2 separate regions of the Homo sapiens genome follow, and region 1 is linked to region 2. A link is a contact called in ENCODE Hi-C data. All regions are on one chromosome and are shown on one strand. The core of a region is the stretch at or near the end of the contact, and the rest is flanking DNA. Distances in the headings are between cores, read along the strand shown.

The links. A loop is a pair of places that touch in the nucleus more often than their neighbours do. Pooled maps may share reads with other maps.
Region 1: a loop to region 2 is called in a pooled map, with 13 times the contacts of the local background. The contact joins the promoter of NME6 here to the promoter of PTPN23-DT in region 2. A Hi-C loop is called at or near these places in 2 of 37 single-sample maps with no recorded cell type and 8 of 50 pooled maps.

Annotation. Positions count from the first base shown.
Region 1 is chr3:48,300,087-48,302,786 of GRCh38, reverse strand. It overlaps NME6 (NME/NM23 nucleoside diphosphate kinase 6), which reads left to right and starts at 1,420. Exons shown (of 6, transcript NM_001308426.2): 1 at 1,420-1,434. RefSeq lists silencers at 998-1,217, 1,518-1,717 and an enhancer at 1,308-1,437.
Region 2 is chr3:47,380,062-47,382,761 of GRCh38, reverse strand. It overlaps PTPN23-DT (PTPN23 divergent transcript), which reads left to right and starts at 1,270. Exons shown (of 1, transcript NR_185912.1): 1 at 1,270-2,700. PTPN23 (protein tyrosine phosphatase non-receptor type 23) reads right to left here and starts at 1,741. Exons shown (of 25, transcript NM_015466.4): 1 at 1,582-1,741. The coding sequence starts at 1,665. RefSeq lists enhancers at 1,002-1,677, 1,719-1,938, 2,109-2,168, 1,678-2,355.

The DNA of each region.
Region 1 (2,700 bases), core at 171-2,670, 920 kb before region 2:
ATTTTTGGAGTCAGGGTTGGGGGCCTGGGGTTTGAGAATCAGGTCAGAATTCATGGGTTGAGGTTTAGGGATTTGAGGTTGGGATTAGGAGGTTAGAAGATAAGCATCAAGGGCTCAGGATCTAGAGACCAGGTCTAGGATTAAAGGATTATAAATTTAGGGACTAGGGCTTGGGTTAGGATTGGAACTGAGTAGCAGAGGAGTTAAGATTAGAATAGGGGGTGGTGGTCAAGGGTCTAAACAAAAAGAGAAGAGATGCAAGGGTCTGCGGAGAGACTGGAAAAACTTTCCTCGTAAGTTCCCAAAGGTGACTGGGTATCAGGAAACTATTGGGAAGTGGCTTCTTATTGCTGCAGGGACAGAAGCCATGAGTTGGGGATAAACCTTCCAAGAGGGCAACACCTGTGTAGGCAGACACCGAAGTCAGTTAAATGTGCAAGTAAGTCTTTACATTGATGACAGTTATCGTTTATTTTCATTCTTCTCATTCTCAGTGATTTCCCTCAAAAAAAAAAAAAAAAACCCAAGAAACCAAAACACTTTTTTTTTTTTTAACCATCTTTATTCAACCTGTCACCAAGTTTCTGGTCACCTGCCACAGCTGACCCCCGATCCATTCTCCCTGTCCCCATCCTCTCCATACATCACAGTACACACCAGGAATACCCCCAGTTCTCATCTCCTCACCCTGGGCTGCGTCAATAGACTCCAGAGTAACCCAAACCACACCCTGCTGCCCAGATTCCTAATGACACGTGAAAGGCCGTTATGACTTGCTTTCCTCATGCCCTATGCACACCTGGGCTCCAGCCAAGGATCCTCCTTCATCAACCCCCATATTAGCTACGATCCTTCATGCTAATGTATCGCTCAGAGCTCAAAAGACTTTGAAGGGCCTGTGCCTTCGCTATCGAGCGCTTAAGTTCTTTGCCCTCCGCGTACTTTTGACAAATACTGGGCATCAACCATGTTCCAGGAACTACCCTGGGCAAAGAAAATAACTGGGCAAGGTTTCCATCGGTGTCTCTGCTGGCGGGCATCGCCCCCGCCGGGCCGCCACCCTGAACGAGCCCGTCCGGTCCTCTGGGTTCCGCCACCCTGCGTAGCGCTGCGCCAGCACCCGGCCCAGCACTCCCTCCCGCCGAGGGCGCCCAGGCCGGCTTCCGAGGGCGCCCAGGCCGGCTTCCGAGGGGCGGTTCCCACAAGCGAGTTCCGGCGCCCAGAACGGCTTCATCCTCTCGTCCCGTCCGCGGCAAATGCATGCGCCTGGAAAACCCGCCACCCTCCAGGGCAACTCACACCTCACCTCACGCCGCGGCGCAACCGGACTAGGACCCCGAGCAGGGCTGCCCAGGGAGCGCCTGAAGGACCCTGCGAGGGCCGCAGGCTATCCAGCGTGGCGCCTGGTGGCCGGGCCCTGTGCCGGAGGACAAGGTGAACCCGCAGCCGGACTTCTGCTGCACTGGGGCTCCGAATGACCCAGAATCTGGGGTGGGCTTAGGCCCCGGGTACGAGGGGTGAGGGCTGCGCGGTTGCAGGCCTAGAGAAGTAGGGGGCTGGGTCGAGAGTTGAGGCCGTGAGCCCGGGGGGCTGGAGGGCGTGGCCACGGGGGTAGGGGCGCAGGTCCCGGCCGCGCGTGGGTGGACCAGGGCTGGGCCGCCGCCCTCCAGGAAGCGAGTGGTGGCCCCCTCGAGTGCTGGGGTGGCAGTGTACCGACAGCTTTACTTTTTTTTTGTTTTGGAGACGGAGTCTGGTTCTGTCGCCAGGCTGGAGTGCAGTGGCGCGATCTCGGCTCACTGCAGCCTCCGCCTCCAGAGTTCAAGTAATGCTCCTGCCTCAGCCTCCCTAGTAGCTGTGACTGTAGGCGCGCGCCGTTATGCCTGGCTAATTTTTTTGTATTTTTAGTAGAGACGGGCTTTCACCATGTTGGCCAGGATGGTCTTGATCTCCTGACTTCGTGATCCGCCCGCCTCGGTCTTTCAAAGTGCTGGGATTACAGGCGTGAGACACCGCGCCCTGCCTAAAATTTTTAATTCTCATGGAGTCACCTTTAAGTCTAACAGGATTCTCGACTTGTCAGTTTGTTGTAAACCAAGAGTCAAGACAGCCACAACTTAGCTGCGTTAGTAAAGGAACCATGTCCTCCCTACAGGCCGCGTGTTCTTGCCACGAGAACCCCTAGCAGCCTGGCCTTGGAATGGCTGGATGAGGTGCATTCGTTGGTTCATTCAGATACTGTTAAGAGCCAGCTGTGTGCTAGGTACTGCTTACACCTTCTGGTGGTGAAGACGGAACTGAAGGGAACTTGCAAGGAGCTGTGAGAAAGTGTAACGGGAAGTGAGCTAAGATCACTAAGGTGGGCAGGAGGCAACCAGAGAAAGCACATTCAGGACTGCGAAAACTACTCACACAAAGGCTGTCAAGCCAGAAATTCTTTCAAAACTGAAAGGCCCATGAGGTTGGAGCTAGAGAAACTTAAGGAGTGTGGGGTTCCAGATGAGGCTAGAGAGGTACGTGGGGAACCACAAGATCATGCAGAGCCTGGGAGGCCGTGATAAGGATTTTGGTTTTTATTCTAAGAACAGGGTGCCCTTTAAAGGGTTAAGGAGGGGAACCATATGATTAGATTTTCATGTGTGGTTCACTTTGGCTGCTGTGTGGAGATTGTAGAGGTTGGCAGGACAGAAACTGGGAGACCAA
Region 2 (2,700 bases), core at 21-2,520:
AGCTGAGATTGCGCCACTGCACTCCAGCCTGGGTGACAGAGTGAGACTCCGTCTCAAAAAAAAAAAAAAAAAAAAAAAAAAGAAAAGAAAAAGAAAACAGGAGTTCTGTTGTGTCTTAGAAAAATTCATCCAATTGTATTTGTATGAAACAGCAGATGAAGGCCTGTAATCCCAGCACTTTGGGAGGCCGAGGCAAGCGGATCACCTGATGTCAGGAGTTCGAGACCAGTCTGACCAACATGGCAAAACCCCATCTCTAATAAAAATACAAAATTAGCCGGGCATGGTGGCGCATGCCTGTAATTCCAGCTACTTGGAAGGCTGAGGCAGGAGAATCGCTTAAACCCGGGAGGCTGACGTTGCGGTGAGCCGAGATCGTGCCATTGCACTCCAGCCTGGGCAACAAGAGCGAAACTCCGTCTCAAAAAAAAAAAAAAAGGTAGGAAAAAGAAACAGCAGATGAAGAAGAGAGCAACGTCTGGATAACCGTTAACAAAATTCTAGAATTTTGGATCAATTACCCTCATTTCCTGGCCCCAAGAGGCTAGATGATGGACTCAAACACTGTCTGAACTAAGGCAATGGTGTATGGCGATTAGAGGGGAGACAGCTTCTTGGGAAACTACTTCCAAACCCATTTTCTTTTTCCTATTTGTCTTCCCAAGCGTCTCGCTAAGTGGTGCACCATCTAGATTGGGGCTTACTCTGGCATCTGCTGTGCTAAGCCCACAAGGCCCCCCACCTGCGACGGCCTCCTGGTTGTTCCTTTTCATTTCTGCTCTAGCCCTCAGTGCTACCAATACAGCGGATGTCTCGGAGGGCACCTGTGTTCAATCACCACACCTGAACCTCTCCACAGAAGTTCCTTGCCTTAGTCAACGCCAAACCTGCCCGTCTGTTCTTCCAACACAGTAAGATTTCTCTGAGCTCTACAACACTGTTTATGCCCTCCAGTCGGTTACGAAAAGCAGTAACCCTCCTAAAAATGTCGTGGGATTGTATTGTTTGGTCCAAAGAGACTCCCGAATGGGAGACCATACAGAATCGCAGCAATTGTAAAACAAACCCTCACCGCAGGGGTCGGGCATCTCCCTGGGCCACCGGGGCTCACGTCTTAAACACACGCCCCTGAGCCATCCCCAGTGTCTGTCCCAGGCGGGCGTGGACTTGACAGCGCACCGAGGGCCGGGCGCAGCAAAAGAATCCGCACGGTCAGGGCCGCCCACCGCTCCCGCGCGGGGCGGTCCTGGCATGGAGGAGGGGCGGGGCAGAACTGGGTCCGAGCGTCAGAAGGAGGAAGTGTGCTGCCTCAGTGGGAACAGCGGATGACTCGGGGCAGAAGTCGGGAACCGGGTTCAGATGAAGATGCAGGTGCTAGCACGGGGCTATCGGGGAGGAGAAGAATGGCCTGCGGGCGCCGGGGTGTGGGACAGGCTGAGGAAAACCGGCGAAGGCCCCTCCTGGCCTCACCGGACCCTGCGACCGGGCCTGAGGAGGTGATGGGCGCGCAGGGGGGCGTCACGCGCTTGCAGACGACGGAGATACGCGGCGGATAGGGGGGAAGATGGAAGGCAAGCTCACCTTCTTCACAGCTGGCTGGAAGTGAAAGTCACCGGCCTCCTTCAGGTCCAGCCAGATCATGGGCATGCGGGGCACGGCCTCCATGGCGGCTGGCACCCGCCGGCCACCCGGCCACTCCCGTAGCTGCTGCAGCTGCTGGCTCAGCCACGAGCCCAGCCCCGCCCCTTCGTGCCGGAAGTCACTGGTCACGGGAGGGAATGAAAAATGCCAGCGGCCTGCCGGGAGTTGCAGTGAACCCAGCCACCCGCTCGCGTAGTCTTTTGCGCAGGCGCTGTCCCTGTTGCGCATGCTCAGTCTTCTTCGCGCGGAGGGAGTAGGGCGGGGAGGAGCTCGCCAGCCCGAGGCGAAACGGCTTCTGGGATAGTAGTCTTCATCCACTAAACTGAGAGGCGCGGAGCGAGCTTATTCCCCGCTCCCGGGCCAAGCCCAGCTGCGGGTCCCGCCCGCCGCGCTCCTCCCTCCTAGGAAGAGCATGAGACCTCACCTATGAACTTGCCCTCCCACGTATTGTCAAGAGCCGTGGAGGACTGGTGCTGTGGTAGAGATGACGTGGCGGGCGGGCCGCTGGAAAGAGATGACGCGAAAACGGGCCTTAGAGAGGGTGCGGAGGGAGCACCTGGCCTGAAGGAGTCGGGGCTGAGAGCTGGGGGTTTCAGTCCCAGTGCTGCGAAGGCTTTCGAGCTTTGGAACAGAATCACTGACCGGAGACTGGCCTACTCAGCCCAGCCTGGGAGGCCGGGCAGTGCCCAAGGGAGACGGACGATAGGGAGGGAGCGCCTGGATGGAGGGTCTCAAGCGGAGTGAGGAGGCCCCGGGCCCTGTGGGGAAGTGGGTGGGGGAAGGTATACGGCCAGGTGAGCACCCAGGGACGCCCACAGTATCTGGAAGGAGACCACGGAATGGAGAGCACCTGTTGCCTCTGGAGAGGGGACCTATAGAGCAGGAATTGTTAAATCATATGGCTGTATCACCTACTTTTAGAAATAAATAATAGGCTACTCGGGAGGCTGAGGCTGGAGGTTCAATCGCTTGACCTGGGAGGCGGAGATTGCGGTGAGCCTAGATCTTGCCACTGCTCTCCAGCCTGAGCGACAGAGCGAGACTCCGTCTCAAAATAAT